Regions from separate parts of the Homo sapiens genome. Here region 1 is linked to region 2. Evidence: chromatin loops called from intact Hi-C (ENCODE). Cell type or tissue: GM12878. All regions are shown on one strand. Links, peaks and the distances in the headings refer to the core of each region. The heading gives the core; the rest is flanking DNA. Region 1 overlaps GFOD1 (Gfo/Idh/MocA-like oxidoreductase domain containing 1). Region 2 overlaps GFOD1 (Gfo/Idh/MocA-like oxidoreductase domain containing 1).

Evidence for each region. A loop is a pair of places that touch in the nucleus more often than their neighbours do. Peaks named below come from ENCODE experiments on the same cell type or tissue, not always from the same donor. Only the 100,000 strongest peaks of a DNase experiment are listed, where the experiment ranks them.
Region 1: it touches region 2 in a loop (2.4-fold over the local background); 11 of 110 quality-filtered maps call a loop at or near these places.

Annotation. Positions count from the first base shown.
Region 1 is chr6:13,469,120-13,477,451 of GRCh38, reverse strand. The region is part of intron 1 of GFOD1 (Gfo/Idh/MocA-like oxidoreductase domain containing 1); the gene reads left to right. Among named protein-coding and RNA genes, the nearest start is that of GFOD1-AS1, 13 kb to the left of the region's middle. RefSeq lists an enhancer at 5,241-5,535. In GM12878, for the core only: no CTCF peak of the experiment used is centred there; no DNase peak of the experiment used is centred there; H3K4me3 peaks cover 511 bases; H3K27ac peaks cover 1,256 bases.
Region 2 is chr6:13,371,775-13,380,106 of GRCh38, reverse strand. All of the region lies in intron 1 of GFOD1 (Gfo/Idh/MocA-like oxidoreductase domain containing 1), which reads left to right. Among named protein-coding and RNA genes, the nearest start is that of TBC1D7-LOC100130357, 47 kb to the right of the region's middle. In GM12878, for the core only: no CTCF peak of the experiment used is centred there; a DNase peak (open chromatin) is centred at 4,586; H3K4me3 peaks cover 361 bases; H3K27ac peaks cover 4,700 bases.

The DNA.
Region 1 (8,332 bases), core at 60-8,059, 98 kb before region 2:
TTGAAGGAGCCAGGAGTCAGGAAAAGATTGAGGGAGAAGGATTTCTGCCTCCAGACTGCCTTTGTACTGGAAACTGCAACATCAACTCTTCTATGGGTCTCCAGCCTGCCTGTCTGCCTGCCTGCCTGCCCTGCACATTTTAGACTTGCCAACCCCACAATTGTGCGAGCCAATTCCTTAAAACGAATCTCTCATCTACACACACACACACACACACACACACACACACACACACCCCCTATTGGTTCTGTTTCTCTGGTGAACCCTGACTAATACAGATTTTGCCTGGATCAAGGCCACCTGGCTAGGCAAGCTGAGCAAGGAAATACCTGGAAGACGCGTCGGTGGAGAAACTGCTCTGGTTAGTTCCGCTGGTGGGTGTGGGCTCCCTAGGAGAGCAGCAGGCCTCTGAGCACTTGTCCTCAAAGCAGGAGACCTGGAAAGCCAGCGTTCTTTTGGGTTCAGACTTGAGCTAAGGAGATTGTTGGTAAAGAGGCTGTCACACTCACCACTGAGAGCCACAGTGACACTTCACCCCGACCAATTCTATACCCGTCTACAGGTCTTTGACTTCTAGGGTTTGGGCAAGTCTGGGATGCCTTGGGGTTTAGACTTTCCTTGAGAATTGTTGATATCCTACTGTGGAGAATTAAAAAGTGCAGGAAAAATAACTTTACATTAAAATGTTATGATTTAAAAAAATTTTCCAGTCTCTAATTTTAATAGCCTTTAGAGTATTAAGATGCTTCTTTGATTAATGTCCTTAAACTGAAACTATAAATTACTCCACAATTGTAAAGCTCCAATGAAGTTGGTTTGCAGTTTTAACACTACTTTTTAAAAAAATAACTTTATTGAACTATATATACCATAACATTCTTCATTCTTTTTATTTCACAATATTCACCCATTGTAAGTGATTCCATTATTTTTAGTAAATTTATATATTTAGAACATTTTCAACACACTAAAACATTTCCTCATGCCAATTTGCAGTCAATCCTCACTCCCACTTCTGGCTCCAGGTAACTACTAATCTACTTTCTGTCTCTATAGTTTGCCTTTCCTAGAACTTTCATATAAATGGAATCATGAAGTACGTAATCATTTGTGCTTGAGTTCTTTCACTTAGCATAACGTTTTTGATGTTCAGCCATGTTGTTGCACGGCTCAGAAGTTCATTTATCTTTATTGCTGGGTGATACTCCATTGTGTGGATATACCGCATTTTGTTTATCCATTCACCATCTGATGGATGTTTGTATTGTTTCCAGTGTTAAGTGATTGTGAATAATGCTGCTGTGAACATTTGCATATAAGTCTTTTGTGGAGCCATGTTTTCATTTCTCTTGGTTAAATACCTAGGACTGAAATTGCTCAGTTGTATAGTGTGTATATATTTAACTTTTTAAGAAACTACCAAACTGTTTTCCAGAGCAGTGGCATCATATTACATTCCCACTAGCAACATAGGAGAGTTCTAATTTTCTGATATCATCACCAGCACTTGGTATTGTCAGTCTTTTTTTTGAGATAGTCTCACTCCATTGCCCAGGCTGGAGTGCAGTGGCATGATCTCAACTCCCTGCAACCTCCATCTTCTGGGTTCAAGTGATTCTCCTGCCTCAGCCTCCCAAGTAGCTGGGATTACGGGTGTGCGCCACCATGCCTGGCTAATTTTTGTATTATTATTATTATTATTATTATTATTATTATTATTATTATTATTATTTTGAGATGGAGTCTTGCACTGTCACCCAGGCTGGAGTGCAATGGCGTAATCTCGGCTTACTCCAGCTGCCGCCTTCAGGGTTCAAGCAATTCTCCTGCCTCAGCCTCCTGAGTAGCTGAGATTACAGGCATCCGTCACCACACCTGGCTGATTTTTTTTTTTTTTTGTATTTTTAGTAGAGACGGGGTTTCACCATGTTGGTCAGGCTGGTCTCGAACTCCTGACCTCGTGATCTGCCTGCCTTGGCCTCCCAAAGTGCTGGGATTACAGGCGTGAGCCACCGCGCCCAGCCTAATTTTTGTATTTTTAGTAGAGATGGGTTTTCACCATGTTGGTCAGGCTGGTCTCAAACTCCTGATCTCAAGTGATCCGCCCACCTCAGCCTCCCAAAGTGCTGGGATTACAAGCATGAGCCACCATGCCCAGCCTTGTGAGTCTTTTTGATCATAGCCATTATAGTTGGTATGTAGAAGTATCTTGTTAGGACTTTGGTTTGCATTTTGTTAATAATAATTAATGATGTTGAACAGCTTTTCATGTGTTTATTAGACAGTCACATTTTTCTTTGATAAAATGACTATTCAAATCTCATACTCATTTTTAAATTGGGTTGTTTGTCATTTATTGATTTGTAAGCATTGGTTTTGTGATTTTCTTATTTTGTTGAGGTAGCAGACTTCACTTGGGGGAAGGCGTAGAGTTTTTGTTTTTGGTTTCATATACTTCCTCTTATTTTTGATTTTGGAACTAGTACAGCGGAACGAATTCTCCAACCCAAGAGAAATTAGTTTTGCCAAGTATTTACTGAAATGGTTCATGGAGTAGAAGAGAAAGACTACCAGGTGAGGGGTGCTCATGCCTGGGGCTCTGGCATTGCCCAGGGCTGTGAGAATCCACTGAACCCTCTGCCAGGGGCATTTCCAAGTTGAAGATTGTCTTCCAGTAGGGTTTTCTAACCACCTATTCTGCCCAGTGTCTGGAGAGTGTTTCTTTTTTTCCATTTATTTTTAGTTAGTAAATACCTTTTGAATCCCTGTAGCACTATGTTAGCTGTGGTGAGAAATGCCCTATAAAGTAAGACATGGTCTTTGTCCTTGAAAGAAGAGCGCATAGGCAAACATGGAGCAATGCAATGAGATACATGACTAAGTGCAGAGTGACTGGTTATATTCACAATGCCAGGAAGAGCTTGCTTGAGGCAGTTGAGTAATCCCTCAAAAATCATTATTGGATTAAGGGTCGATCACCTGGGTAAGCTTCCCAGTGCCAGTCTACAAAAGGCACTAAGGCAAAGGGGAAAAAAATGGCATTTTTATTTTTATTTTATTTTATTTTTTCCCAAGACGGAGTTTTGCTCTTGTTGCCCAGGCTAGAGTGAAGTGGCACGATCTCAGCTCACCGCAACCTCTGCCTCCCAGGTTCAAGCAATTCTCCTGCCTCAGCCTCCCCAGTAGCTGGAATTACAGGCATGCACCACCACACCCAGCTAATTTTGTATTTTTAGTAGAGACAGGATTTCTCCATGTTGGTCAGGCTGGTCTCAAACTCCTGACCTTAGGCGATCCACCCGCCTTGGCCTCCCAAAGTGCTGGGATTACAGGCGAGAGCCACCGTGCCTGGCAGCAAAAATGTGTTAACAGGATCCCCCTCATAAAACGTTTTGTGTGTTTGAATGAGACACTTGCAGCACAAGGGGCCCGGAAGGGGCTTCCTCTAAGAGCTGGTGAATTATTGCTTCCAGTTTACTGCTGCACATTTGTTTTGTTGAGTAGGGAACATGAGCTTGACATCAGAGATAAAATGAGTGGGGCCCCACTCGTCCCGGGTGCACTTCCCCTCTTTGGTGGGTTGCTGAGAAGGTGGCACTGCAGAGAGTGGGTGCTGCCTGAAAGCTGAGGAAAGGGGCATTCCTGAGAGCTGGAAGGGTCCCAGAAGACCTCTTGGAAAAGGTGGGTTGGTCTTCAACTGGGCCCAGAAGAGGGGGTAGGATTTAAATAATTGAAAAGGAAGACATGGGAGGCTCTATGATATAAAGTCCTCCTCAAGGAACCACTGGTTCTGCGAGATAAACTGTGTGGCTTGCAGTTGACCTGCTAGAGCAAAGTTAGAATGGTTTAAGAATGTCTGAAATTCTACAAATACTTTTCTTCATCAGCAGTAAGTGTCACTTGCATCTTTCTTTCCCTTCGTATCTCAAATGGTGACAGCCACAAATGACAGAGCTCTGGGGTCAGTCAAGGCAAACAGCTTGCTGGAGTGTTGGAAAGGACCCTGTTGAGAGGAGCCCAAATGGCCGCCTTAGAGGGCGTGGGAAGAACTGCAAAAGTTGATTCAGCTAGTAATGCTGTCAAGACAGCTCTGTGTCTGATGGAGTCAGGGGCATGCTATGGTAAACAGAGTCAGCTGTTGAGAGGATGCCTTGAAGGGTGCCCAGCCCCTGGTTTGGTGCTTACATCCGATGGTGGTGGGAGCACCTGTTCTCTTGTTATACAGTTGAGACCTGATGGTGCAAGGGTCAGGGCTGGCTGCAGCAATAATTTACTAGATGAGCAAGGATGCAATAATCTCCTTGGAGAAGGACATTTGCATATGACATGTGGACATGCCTCTCCCATCTTTCATGGTGGGTGGGGCTACAAACTCTGGATTTGTGTCACTGGTGTTTCAAATCCCTTTCTCACCTCCCTTTCTCCTCCCTTTCTCACCTGTCAGCATTCAGAAGTGAGAGCTCATGGAAATGATGATTGTGAGGCTCTCTCAGAGTAGTCTGCCATCTTGGGAGATGGTTTGAGGAAGAGGCCACAGTGGTGGAATGAATAGTTAACTCTTGACTTGGGATCCAGAAGTCAGACAACAGAGCCTTGCAAAGTTACTACGCTGGCTAGGCTTTTAAAAGATCCCTAGATGTGACAAAAATTGTCTATCTTCATTTTTTCTATTTCAAAAGGAAAAGTTCCTTGGCTAATTTGATGTCATTCTGGTGAAAGTAAAGTGATGCTCCTGAAGGCTTTTTTTGGTCAATGGAAAAGGCAGTTTGAAGAGGCTGTCCCATCAGACTTCAGAAAGCTGGAGGCACTACAGAAATGGGTGTGTGGGCACTGCCCGGGGTTGAATCCTTGGCTGGCCATGTGCTATGTGGGTGTGGGCTCCTCACTTAACTCTTTGAAGCCCCAGTTTCTTTATCTGTATAATGGGGATAATAAAAGTACCCATCTCAGAAGGTTGTTGACCTAAACAGGGCTTTGTTTAAAATGAGGACTCAATAAATATGAGAATCTTGCTTAATCAGAACTTATTATGGTGAACTACGGTCCATTTATGATTTTCCTTGAACAAAGATTTATTGAGTGCCAGCTACATACCAGATGCTCTCTGGGTCTGTGCTATGCAGTATGGTAGCCATTAGCCACATGTGGCTGCTTAAATTTACATAAAACTAAATAAAATGAAAAATGCAGTTTTGATGTGGTTTGGCTGTGTCCCCGCTAAAATCTCAACTTGAATTGTATCTCCCAGAATTCCCATGTGTTGTGGGAGGGACCCAGGGGGAGTTAACTGAATCATGGGGGCCGGTCTTTCCTGTGCTATTCTGGTGATAGTGAATAAGTCTCACGAGATCTGATGGGTTTATCAGGGGTTTCCACTTTTCTGTCTCCCTCATTTTCTCTTGCTGCCACCATGTAAGAAGTGCTTTTCACCTCCCCCCATGATTCCGAGGCCTCCCCAGCCACATGGAACTGTAAGTCCAATTAAACCTCTTTTTCTTCCCAGTCTTGGGTATGTCTTTATCAGCAGCTTGAAAACAGACTAATACAGTTTCCTCAGTTGTCCTAGCCACATTTCAAGCACTCAAAGGCCACATGGGGCTGGCTGGTAGCTACCATATTGGACCATGCAACATAGAATATATCCATCATTGCAGAAAGTTCTACTGGACAGCATTAATGGATATAGCAATGGGTAAATCAGTCACTTATGTGAGATCCAAACATGGATTTTTGAGCAACCCCAACCTGTGGGTGTGTTTCATTTTCTCCTGGGAATGTGTTGATAGTCTCCACCTTGGGCTATGGGTGTCTCAATACTAATTAGTAGAGGTTTAACAAGGTCTGGGTGCTGCTTTCTGGATTTATTAGTAAGGACTCTATTATTAATGAGAAGAAGATGTGCTGTGGGAAGTTTCCTAAATTCTTTATTAGACATAGGGACTGAGCAATGAGATAAATGACAGTGCCCCTCCCTGCTCCACCCGCCTTCCCTCAGGTTTATTACAGGACTTTAGGTAGCAGATGGCACGGACCTGGGTGGGGTGATGCCAGGGCAGGAATTCTGCCTTTGCTCATGGGTAGCATCTTCCTTAACCCTCTCAGCCATCCTCTCGGGGAGGTAAGAAAGACATTTTCCCTCCTCAAAGCACCAAGAAGCAAAGGGTCTTAGTAGATGGCCCAGGAAGGTGGTGAGGGGAAGGAAGTATATGCCAGGCCTCTTTGTCCTGCAAGAACTTTCGAGAACACCTGGCAGCTAGCTCCTGAGGACCTGGGCCAGGGGGAGGAATTTTGACTTCAGAGTAAGGTGCTTTCTGCCCTACTGCCAACATGCTGTGCAGTTCCATGGGCAATGGGGTTTCCGACTTTATTCCTCCTCTCTCCACTCCCTTGTCCTTTCCTTCAGCCGAGGGGAGAGGCTACATAAATACTGAAGCATGAAACCTCAACTAATACGTACTTACTGTTTTGCTAATTATTATTGCTTTTTTTTTCTTTCGAGTCCCATTAATGTTGTGAAAGCCACATCCATCTGTGTGAGCAATCTTTAGGGAACTGGGACTGCTAAGTTCCAGCTTGTGGGGGCTTGGAGGGAGAGGTAAGTGTGCATTTGTGAGAGTGTGAGTGCACACACACTACAGTGTGCTGCCCACAGAATGTCTCTTGACTGTAGTCAAGGGCAAAGTAATGATTTTAGAGTACTTGTTATTTAAATGTGTCCCTGGCAGGCTCTTCTTATCTCCCACATGAATATGAATAATCAAAAGTGGGTGGTAGAAAATGAGATGTGTTCCTCTTCTCTGTCTCTTCTCCCTTTCCAACAGAACCAGGACATCAGAGGAAGAAAATCAGCAGACAGAAAAATACTGGGGAAAAAAAAATGCCACGTGGTTCTGTTCAGCTGAGCTTCTGCTCCCTCCAGCACCCCCACATGGGACATTTGTTTACCCCCCACGATGCTGCTCTTGGAGAGTCCCAGGGGACAGGTTTCAAGCCCTTAGGGATGCAGCCTGTCTAACTTAATATGCACAGCCGTTCACATCCAGGGCACAGAGGCAGCCTGGCTTTCCCTGGAGGCCCACGGGGACCACAATGCTGCATTTGTCTGTGGAACTGAGATTTAGCTGCACATTCTTGCCTGAATGCAGCGGGCCTCCAGCCACAGCCTGCTGGCATGGGGGATTCCAGGAGGGATGTGCTTCATGAGCCGGCAATTGCCCTTCTTTCCAGTCCCCAGACCCAGTCAAGATTACAGATAGATGCGTTCATCGCGCGCAGGTGCTGGGGAAGCCAGTGGGACATCACTGGCTACATTCACCAACAGGATTTTCCAACTGCAGTATTTATCGGTTTTTCAAACGAATTCAACATCTGTATTCCTCACCCATTTACTGAGTGGCTACAATGTGTAAGGAAATATTCTCAGTCATGGGGAGTTAGAAAAGGTCAAAGGCATATAAGATATGGCATGTGCTCTGAGAGAACTCATCATCTATCCAGAACCTACTCATCACTTTTGGAAAGAGAAGAGAAACTAGCATTCTATGGAGTACTTACCATGTGCCAGATTTGGTGTGAGACATAGTACGAGTGTTACTCATTTACGTCTCATGGCCAACCTCCAATGTGGACATTTAGCATCTCCATCTTACAAGTGAGAAATTTCACTGTAGAGAGGTTAAATATCATGTGTCATTGATTCTGTGACATGTATTATTTTCACATTTGAACATCTGAAATATAGATATGTCTAAAAGGGCTTTTCTTTCTTGGTAGTAAGATAACTGTAGGTCTTTGCAGTAGTGTCTTAGATTATGTGAAATATGGTATTTTGGCAAGTGTACATGGCTAAGAACAAGTGGAATCAGAATTCAACTTAAGTTTGCTTGACTCCAAAGCTTATGTGTTTTCCAGTATAATGTGCTGCAGTATCAATGGTCTGTATGAACAAAGGCCATATCATTTTTATTGACAAAGTATAGAAACGGGGAAATGGTGACTGAACTGGAACTTGCATCATCTAATTCCATAACTGAGGAGACAATAGCCTGGGGACTGCATGTATCCCACAGGATGTTAAAAAATTGAGAAAATGTTATTTCATGATCTTCACTTCTCTGTTGATTATAACTTATTTTTGAAGAGGCTAAAATAAATGGCAAACTCTTGTATGGATAAGATATAAAAGGCGAGTGTGATGTATTCCTCCATCTGTTCTGGTGTGCTCCAGGCTGAGTGTGGTGCTGTTACCAACAGGGATTCTTTAGGGGATGTGACCAGTGGCCTCTTTACTGTTCTGGAGGGCCATAATAGGAGACACAGGCCAACTCCCTCT
Region 2 (8,332 bases), core at 285-8,284:
TAAGAGCTGACCTGTGTAGTTTTTATTTGGGTCTGTTATTGACTTGAGCAGACATTTATGAGCACTTTTCATGGGTCAGGACAGTGCCCATCTGTCCTTTCATCCTCAAAGCAGCCTGTTGAAGAAGGTGTTATTATTCCAGTTTTACAGGTAAGTGAACTAAGCTTCTTTGGGCCACATGGCTTGCAAATGCCAGGTGAGAATTTCAATCCACGTCCCCTGACCCTCATTTCACTTCCCTGTCTGACAAATCACACTAGATCTTGGGCTGCTTTACTAATAGGCACTCAGAGCTTCCTCCATGTCCAAATCAATCTTTTCAGAAAGGGGTCCAGAAAGCTTGGAAACCTGTTGTACTCAAGAGGCATTTAAATTGCCAACAACAGAAACTACCTGGCTGATTTTAGCAGAAGGGAATTATTTGAAAGGACCTTAGTTCCTCACGGAAATGTATGAGAGGCTGGGGAAGTCAGCTTGAGAAACACAAGGAACAAAGAAAGGCTTGGCAGCTGCAACCACAGTCCAGATCACACCAGAGAACCCATCAGGTGTAGACAGAGTCGGTTGCTTGCAGTGGTGCTGGTGCTGGGTGATAGAAGCCGTCATTGCATCACGGGCATCACAGCCCTAGAAACTAGATGCTGCTACCCCCACTGCCAGCACAGATCTCCACCTTCCTCCATTCTCATGTACCAGGCCAGAGTGGTGTCCCTGGTTGGCCAAGCCTGGCTGTGTGCCCATGGCTTTGCTGCAAAGGCTTCTGGGAAAGCAAACAGCTGGCGTGCCTTCTATGGGGGGAGGCTGTACCACCCACCAAGACTCTCAGGTGGGAAATTTCCCAATCACAGCAAGGAGATTCAGGGGCTGGGCAGCTCCCCAAAATCACACATCTCTACTACCTTTCCTCCCCCAAACACACAAACACTCAATTATTGCACTGTAGGTTACTTGTCAGTTTTTACGATTACCATCTTCCCACCACTCCCTGGGCCTTGGCACAGACTGCGTCTACCATTGGAGCTGGTGCAGGTGAAAGTGCTCTGGGCAGTAGCACGTTAATCATGTTTACCACCTGCTGTGGGTGGAGCCCTGGAGCTGGTTTGCCTCCTGGCTGCAGGAGGGGTTTATTGCCTCTGTTAGGCCACACCAGCAGCAGATGGGGTTCTCATAAGCTGATTGTTTCCCTCTGCTTCTGGCTGAAGCAGGAGGATCTCTTGTTTCTTGGGGAGGAAGCATGGAGCACTGGGCTGCTTTCCTTTCTTGGGCAGGCTTTGGCCACTCTAGGTGTTTTTATCCCTCCAAGGACATGCGTTCCTAGGCTGCAGGAGGTGGGGTTAATGTGATCCCGCAGTGGCTTTCCTGCTGGCACCTAGGTTCATGGAAGTGGAGTATGTGGCATGCCCATCACTGCCTGGTTCCTTTGGCTGAGATGAGAGGTGCCCACTTGCGGAAGGCTGGGGCCCTGGGAGGACTTCCTTTATTCAGCTGTGGGAATCCTGTAGGAACCCCAGCACTATAATGGCTGGTTTCCCCATCCTCTCTCTTTCTCGATAATAATCTTTCAGTTGTCCCAGCAGGTTCACTGCCATGGATATGGAGCAACCAGCTATTCGTCTTCAAAGAGAAGAGCCACTGTGTTCTCCCATGTCAAGCCTCCAGCCCTTCTTGCTTTCCAGTTCTTTCATCTTCAAGCTCTAGACTCTGCCCTCCTTTCATTGATTTCCCAAATCTTCTCAATACAATGCTGGGGTCTGCTGGGGGCGGAGCCTGAGGGGTTGGCACTTCCTTTATTAACCCATCTGGTAGTTCTGAGGCTCAGTCGTTTCATCCTATCCCCCATTCCACTCATGTGAAAAATGGAAAACACGGGGCTTTGGGACCACAGAACTGAATTTGCACCCTGGATCTGCACATATCTCTGACCTTGGGCAATCATAATCTCTAAGCCTTAGTTCCCCATTTTCTACAAATGGGGGTGATGGTGCTGGAGTGGTGCTTAAGTGAGCCAAAGGGAAGCCCCTGATGCCAAGTGGATACATACAATTTTAGCTCCTCTTCTCTTCCTTGTGCCCTTTTCTGCCCCAAGACTGAGGCTCTGGCCCTGCTCTGCACCTGTTTCTGTTGCTACTGCCTACAGGGAGCCCAGAGGTGGGGACACAATCTCATTGATAACAAGGGACTGAAAATAGATCTTAAAAACCCTAGAGCACCTCACTGAGTCTTTCTTTTTGATGGAGTAAAAACTACTGAAGGAACTCAGAAACAAAGAGAGTTTTGGAAGGAATGTAGACATATGTCTGAGAATACTTAAGACTCTTCCTCTGTGGGGGTTTCTAGAGCTTGCAGGCAGGTGACACAATGAGTGGACGGGGCTGGAGAAACTGTGGGAGGTAGAATTCTAAGAGGACCTTTGCCACTTGGTGTTACTTCTGTGATTAGTTCTACGGCAAAAAGGGGATCATCTGGGTGGGCCTAATCTAATCACAGGAGCTCTGGAAAGGTGGCAAATTCTCTCTCACTGGTGGCAAAAGAGGAAGTCCAAGGGCTTCCAAGCATGAGAAGCATCCAACTTCCACATGCTGTTGCTGGCTTGAAGATGGCAGGGCACACAGCAGGAAAGTGGGCTCTGTAGAAGCTGACAGCCAGCAAGGAGATGGGGACCTCAGTCCTATAGCCACAAGGAACCAAGTTCAACCAACAGCCTGAATGAGCTTGGAAGCAGATTCTTCTCCAGAATGATTGTGTGAAACCCTAATCAGGGATCCAGCTGAGCCCACCTGAACTTCTGTTCTAGAGAACTGAAAAGCAGTAAATGGGTGTTGTTTTAAGCTGCTCAGTTTGTGCTGGTTTGTTATAGCAGCAATACAAAACTAATACAGGACAGCAATGCACTAGAGACTGGTGAGGACTGTGGTATACTGGAGATGTACATGCCATCTAACTGTGGAAGCCACTAGATAGCTACAACTGAGTGTTGTCATGCAGGAGGCTCTGCAGAAGAAACCCAATGTTTCTGGATTTTTGCATTTTTTGAGACCAAAACTTAGGACTGTGTGAAATATATTGGCTTTTAAAAAAAAAAAAAAAACATATCTGCTGGGTAAATACACTTGTGATCCCTTCACTAAAGCACAACCCACCTTGAATAGAGAATTTCCTACATTTATTCTGAGATGTTGCCTAGTTTAAAGTATCTTGCCTTCCCACTGTACACACAGTGAGGATAGTGTTTCTCTTGAAGTATTGACTTGCAATCAACAAGGAGATTCTGAGGTTTTGTTGGGGACTAAGTGAGGGCTTTGGGAGATGATAGGAGGTTCCCAGCCTTTTGGATGTGTGATGAGGTTTCACGCCATGCTTGGGAAGAGAAAGCATAGATTCCTTTATTTCTCAACAGCCAGGCTGACCGCCATTCTAGGCCTCCATCCTCTTAGGTGGGTGGGTAGGAAATGGAATTGTAGTTCAACCCAGCAATCTCACCCAACCCAATCATTTGTGTTTTCTTGTATCTCAGCCTCTTTTACATGACTCTGGTGACCCAATGTTTGGCATTCTGCTTTTTCCTCTTCCACTCCAGAAATTGGCTCTTTCTATGGGGGTAGTGTGGCTTATGAGACTCTGGCTCTGTCCCTTGGATCCAGGGGGTGCACTGTGAATCCTGGCTTGTCCAAGCGTGGAGTGGTGGTGTAGGCTCAAGAATGGCTGTTCTAGGCCACTCTCTAGAATAGCGACCACCGAGGTACAGTAGTTGTCATTTGGCTATTTTGGACCAATATAGCAGGACTCAACTGCTGGAGTTCACAGTCCTGGCCATTTTCCTCTGTCCGCAAGTCCCTGACCACTGTCACCACTGTATCCAACTCCAAACCTCTGTTCTCCCATGGGACCTCTTGCCCCCGTCCCACCTCCCTGCCTCCTTAGACTCTGGTCTGTATGTGCCACTGACATGAAGGGGAGGACTGCCCCAGGCCTCCCTGCATGGGAAGCTGGCCACTAGCTTGGAAGGTCTCTTGGTTCTACATACCTACCTGTTGTTTCTAGACCTCTACCCTCAGTCTCCCTTGGGCTGGAAGTAGCAAGCTTTTCTTTTCTTTCCTGGGGAATGCCCCTGCTGGAAGGAGCTGGCTAGTGACTCCCCAATATCATATCTGCATTCTCAACTGTAGCCTCAAATATAAGCTGTAGAGATGGAGATGTATGGGATTTACCAATAAGGTAACAGAAATTCGAAAGTGTTTCAGGAGTAAATGCTCATTACACATGTGATAGTTTCCGTCATTAGATGACCAAATGCACACGAAGCAATCTGAGAAAATCCCCGTGCTAATGGGGGTTCCTGGGCAATAAGAGGGCCCAGGCAACAGGCTTGAGTCATGGGGGACGGTTCACAAAGGGGTTGGTGGGATAGGGGCTTGGCCTTATGGGCGGGTTGAATGTAGAAAGCACTTGAGCAATTAATTCAGTTCAACACTAAGTCCCATCAACATCAGCCATCCTGACTTCCTTTCACTGGCTGTAACCCTCTTTCCAAGCCCACTGATAGCCCCAGGAGCTTTAACACAGGAGCTGAATATGAGTCACTCTGACCCATTTCCGTTTCAGGTGTGAAATTAGGATGGAAACTTAATCAAATTGCCCTGAGACTTTAGATGTCACCCAGCAGAACATCGGGCCTCCCATCCCCACCGCCCTGGTTTCTGAAGCTCACTGCAGTCAGTCGCATGATTGTCTTCAGAGCCCTCCTTTTGTGCTGTGTGCTGCAGACATTGCATATATGTGCACAGGCAAGTGTAGCCAGTAAAAATAGGAGCGTGTATCTCTGGGTGACATGGGTGCAAAGAATAACCTAGCCAGCCTTAAGAGAAGGGTGATCAGAAGGCAGCAAGGGTGCAAAAGTTCAGATCAGACCCAAAGTACGACTTGATGGGAGGAATAAGTCCTAGCGTTCTATAGCACTGTAGGGTGACTGTAATTAGCAACAATTTATTGTATATTTTCAAATAGCTATAAGGAGAATACTGAATGTTCCCAACACAAAGAAATCATAAAGATTTGATTTCTTTGGCATGGGTGCAGTGGTTCATGCCTGTAATCCCAGCACTTTGGGAGGTCAAGGTGGGCAGATCACCTGAGGTTGGGAGTTTGAGACCAGCTTGACCAACATGGAGAAATCCTGTCTCTACTAAAAAATACAAAATTAGCTGGGCTTGGTGGCACATGCCTATAATCCCAGCTACTTGGGAGGCTGAGACAGGAGAATTGCTTGAGCCCGGGAGGCAGAGGTTGCAGTAAGCTGAGATTGCACTGTTGCACTCCAGCCTGGGCAACAAAAGACAAGAGTGAAACTTGATCTCAAAAAAAAAAAAAAAAAAAAAAAAGATTTGAGATGATGAATATGCTAATTACCTTGATCTGATCACTATACATTATATGTATTGAAACATCACTATACCCCAGCAATATGTATAATTATTACGTGTCAATTAAAAAAACTTATTTTTGGCTGGGCGTGGTGGTTCACACCTGTAATCCCAGCACTTTGGGAGGCTGAGACAGGCAGATCACTTGAGGTCAGGAGTTCAAGACCAGCCTGGCCAACATGGAGAAACTCTGTCTCTACTAAAATTACAAAAATGAGCCAGGTGCATTACAGGTGCATGCCTGTAACCCCAGCTACTAAGGAGACTGAGCAGGAGAATGGCTTGAACCTGGGAGGCGGAGGTTGCAGTGAGTTGAGATTGTACCACTGCACTCCAGCCTAGGCGATAGAGTGAGACTCTGTCTCAAAAAAAAAAAACAAACACACACACACACACACACACACACACACACAAAAAAAAAACATATTTTTAAAAAGACTAGGCTGGCTTTGTAGCCAGACAATCTGGGTTCAAATTCCAGATTTGACTCTACTACTATCGAGTTGTGGAATCAGAGGCAAGTTGCTTACCCCTCAGAGGCTCAGTTTCCACATCTGTAAGATGGGAACAGGACAAGTACCTGGTTGTGTAGACTAAAACATGAAAATGCATGCAAAATACATTGTGCCTCCTCTGGCACAAAGTAAGCACTCAATAAATGACTGTTGTTGCTATTTGAAATTGTACCATTTGTGCTATGAGCAGATCAGACTAGTCTTTTGAGTTGGGAAGTTGTATTGATGTTAAGAACTTTCATGGGGATTGAAAATCGGGGATTTAGTCTCTTCAAATGGCCTCTTTTAATGTATATGGAGGAAGGGACAGAGGGAAGAGTGAGATTTAGACAAGTCAATCCTGATGATACTTCCACTTCTTTTGCAGTTTCTAACTTCAAAAAAAAAAAAAAAGCGTAGTGTGTGTGTGTGTGTGTGTGTGTGTGTGTGTTGGGGGAGCAGGAAGGAGATTAGCAGGAAGAAAAATAAAAGGGGAAAAAGAGCTGGGCTAAATGGAGTGTTGCAGTAAGTGAGTGAGAGAGTGAAAGTGACTAAATGTCCCATGTCTCAGGGTGCAGGGATGGAGGGATTATAAATAGCTCTGTTCATATGCTTAGTTCTGTTGAAACCAGAGATTTGTCTTTGACCTGCCTTTTTTCTTTTTCTTTACTCTAAACTCCAATTCTGCTTAATCTTTCTTGAATCACAGATTATTTTAAGAATCTAATGAACCTCTCTCAGAAAACTGTGCATCAGGATATACACACAACAGTTTTTATAAACAGTCCAGTATTAGCAGTTTCCCAGATTCCACATTAAACACCATTAATCTTATTTTAGACCATTTTTTATACCCGAACCAAACTCTGAATGATGAATAGGCAAGCTCCTATGCATGCTTCAGAACCCAGCTCAAACGTTCCCTCTCCAGCAAAACTTTCTTCCATGCCCAAATCGGTTGGGCAGCCCTTCCTTCATGGTTTCATTGTTTATCACTTTCTGAGATCTGCATTCCATAATCACGCCTTTCCTGATTGGTCTCCTCTACTAGACTGTGAGCTCTTATTCATCTTTCTTACTCATTTTTTGGTCCCAGTGCCTAGCACAGAAATGTTGAAGGAACAAAGTATAAATGAAGATAATGAGTTCCCTACTTGAAATGCAAAGCAAGCCGTCTCTACCTTCTGCAAATGCGAGGAAAAAATAGGAAGCCATATCTGATGGGACTTCTTTTGGGGGCTCTGCCAATCTGCTGGGACAGCTGCAAGCCAGCCTGCAGAACTAGCATCCGTTTTGGCTTCTAGAAGATAAGGGGCTGTCAACACAAGTGGAATGATGGGGAGGAACTCGTGGAAAGTAGCATTGCCTCTGAGATTTCCACCATGATTAGATCAGGGATTGTGTGATTGGAAGTGTGCTCACGGGGAGGGATGCTTGAGGTTCCAGGCTGATTATGTTAGGGAACAGCCCTGGTCCCTGGGTGGCCAGGTGTCAGCCATCCTTCAGGTACCCAGGGATAACTTCCCTGATGAAGGGCAGCAACGGGTACCTGCTCTGTGGGACAACAGAGCTCCATCTTTCCCTAGAGGTGTGAATGGGAAGCCCCTTGCCCAGACTCCCAGGGGTACCATTTGGATCAAGTGTCAGCCCCACCAAAGCTCTGATCTGTCCTGAGATAGGAGCAGAGACTCAGCCACAACTTGGAGACCCTGAGCTTGGAGGATATAAGGGGAGCAGCTGCCTGAAGGGCTTTAGGGTCTCTGGGCTGGAAACTCTTCCCTATAGCACAGATTTCTCAGGAGGGCCATGAATATTTTGGCTCGGTTACAGAGAACACATTCAGCAGGCTTCGGAGGGAGCTGATTTTCCATTTCCCCATGAGGGATCTCAGGAGGGCAGTAAAGCTTCTTCTGAAATTATTTAACTTAAAAGCTTCTGATGAAGATCAGGCACACTGCCTTGCACATAGCACTCTAACCCGTCAGAAGTTTCCCACGGATCTCATTTTGCTCCTAATTACAGCACGGCAACATAGGTTGGAAGGTATCTCTCAGCTCCACCATTTTAAAGACAGATAGCTTCGCTTTATTTGCTGCTGAGAGGATATTGTCTTAAAATTTTAAGTTGGTTCAAGCCCCAAAGCCTTCAAAAGACCCAGCTTTAGCTCTTTGTTCTCACACAAAGGGCTGCCTGGTCTTTGTGGAGTGAGTTGTGAAGGCCTCCCCAGAAGACTCAGGCCAGTCCTCGTGTGCTTTCTGCCACTCACCCGTGGTCACACTGCATCACATTGACAGATGCGGCAACCCTCCAAGACAGCCATTTCTGGATGCAGGGACAGAGCCCTCAGGGGGGCGAGCTGAGCATGGAGCCGTGGCGTGATGGTTCACAGTCCTGGATGGATGCAGCAGAGTGACCCTC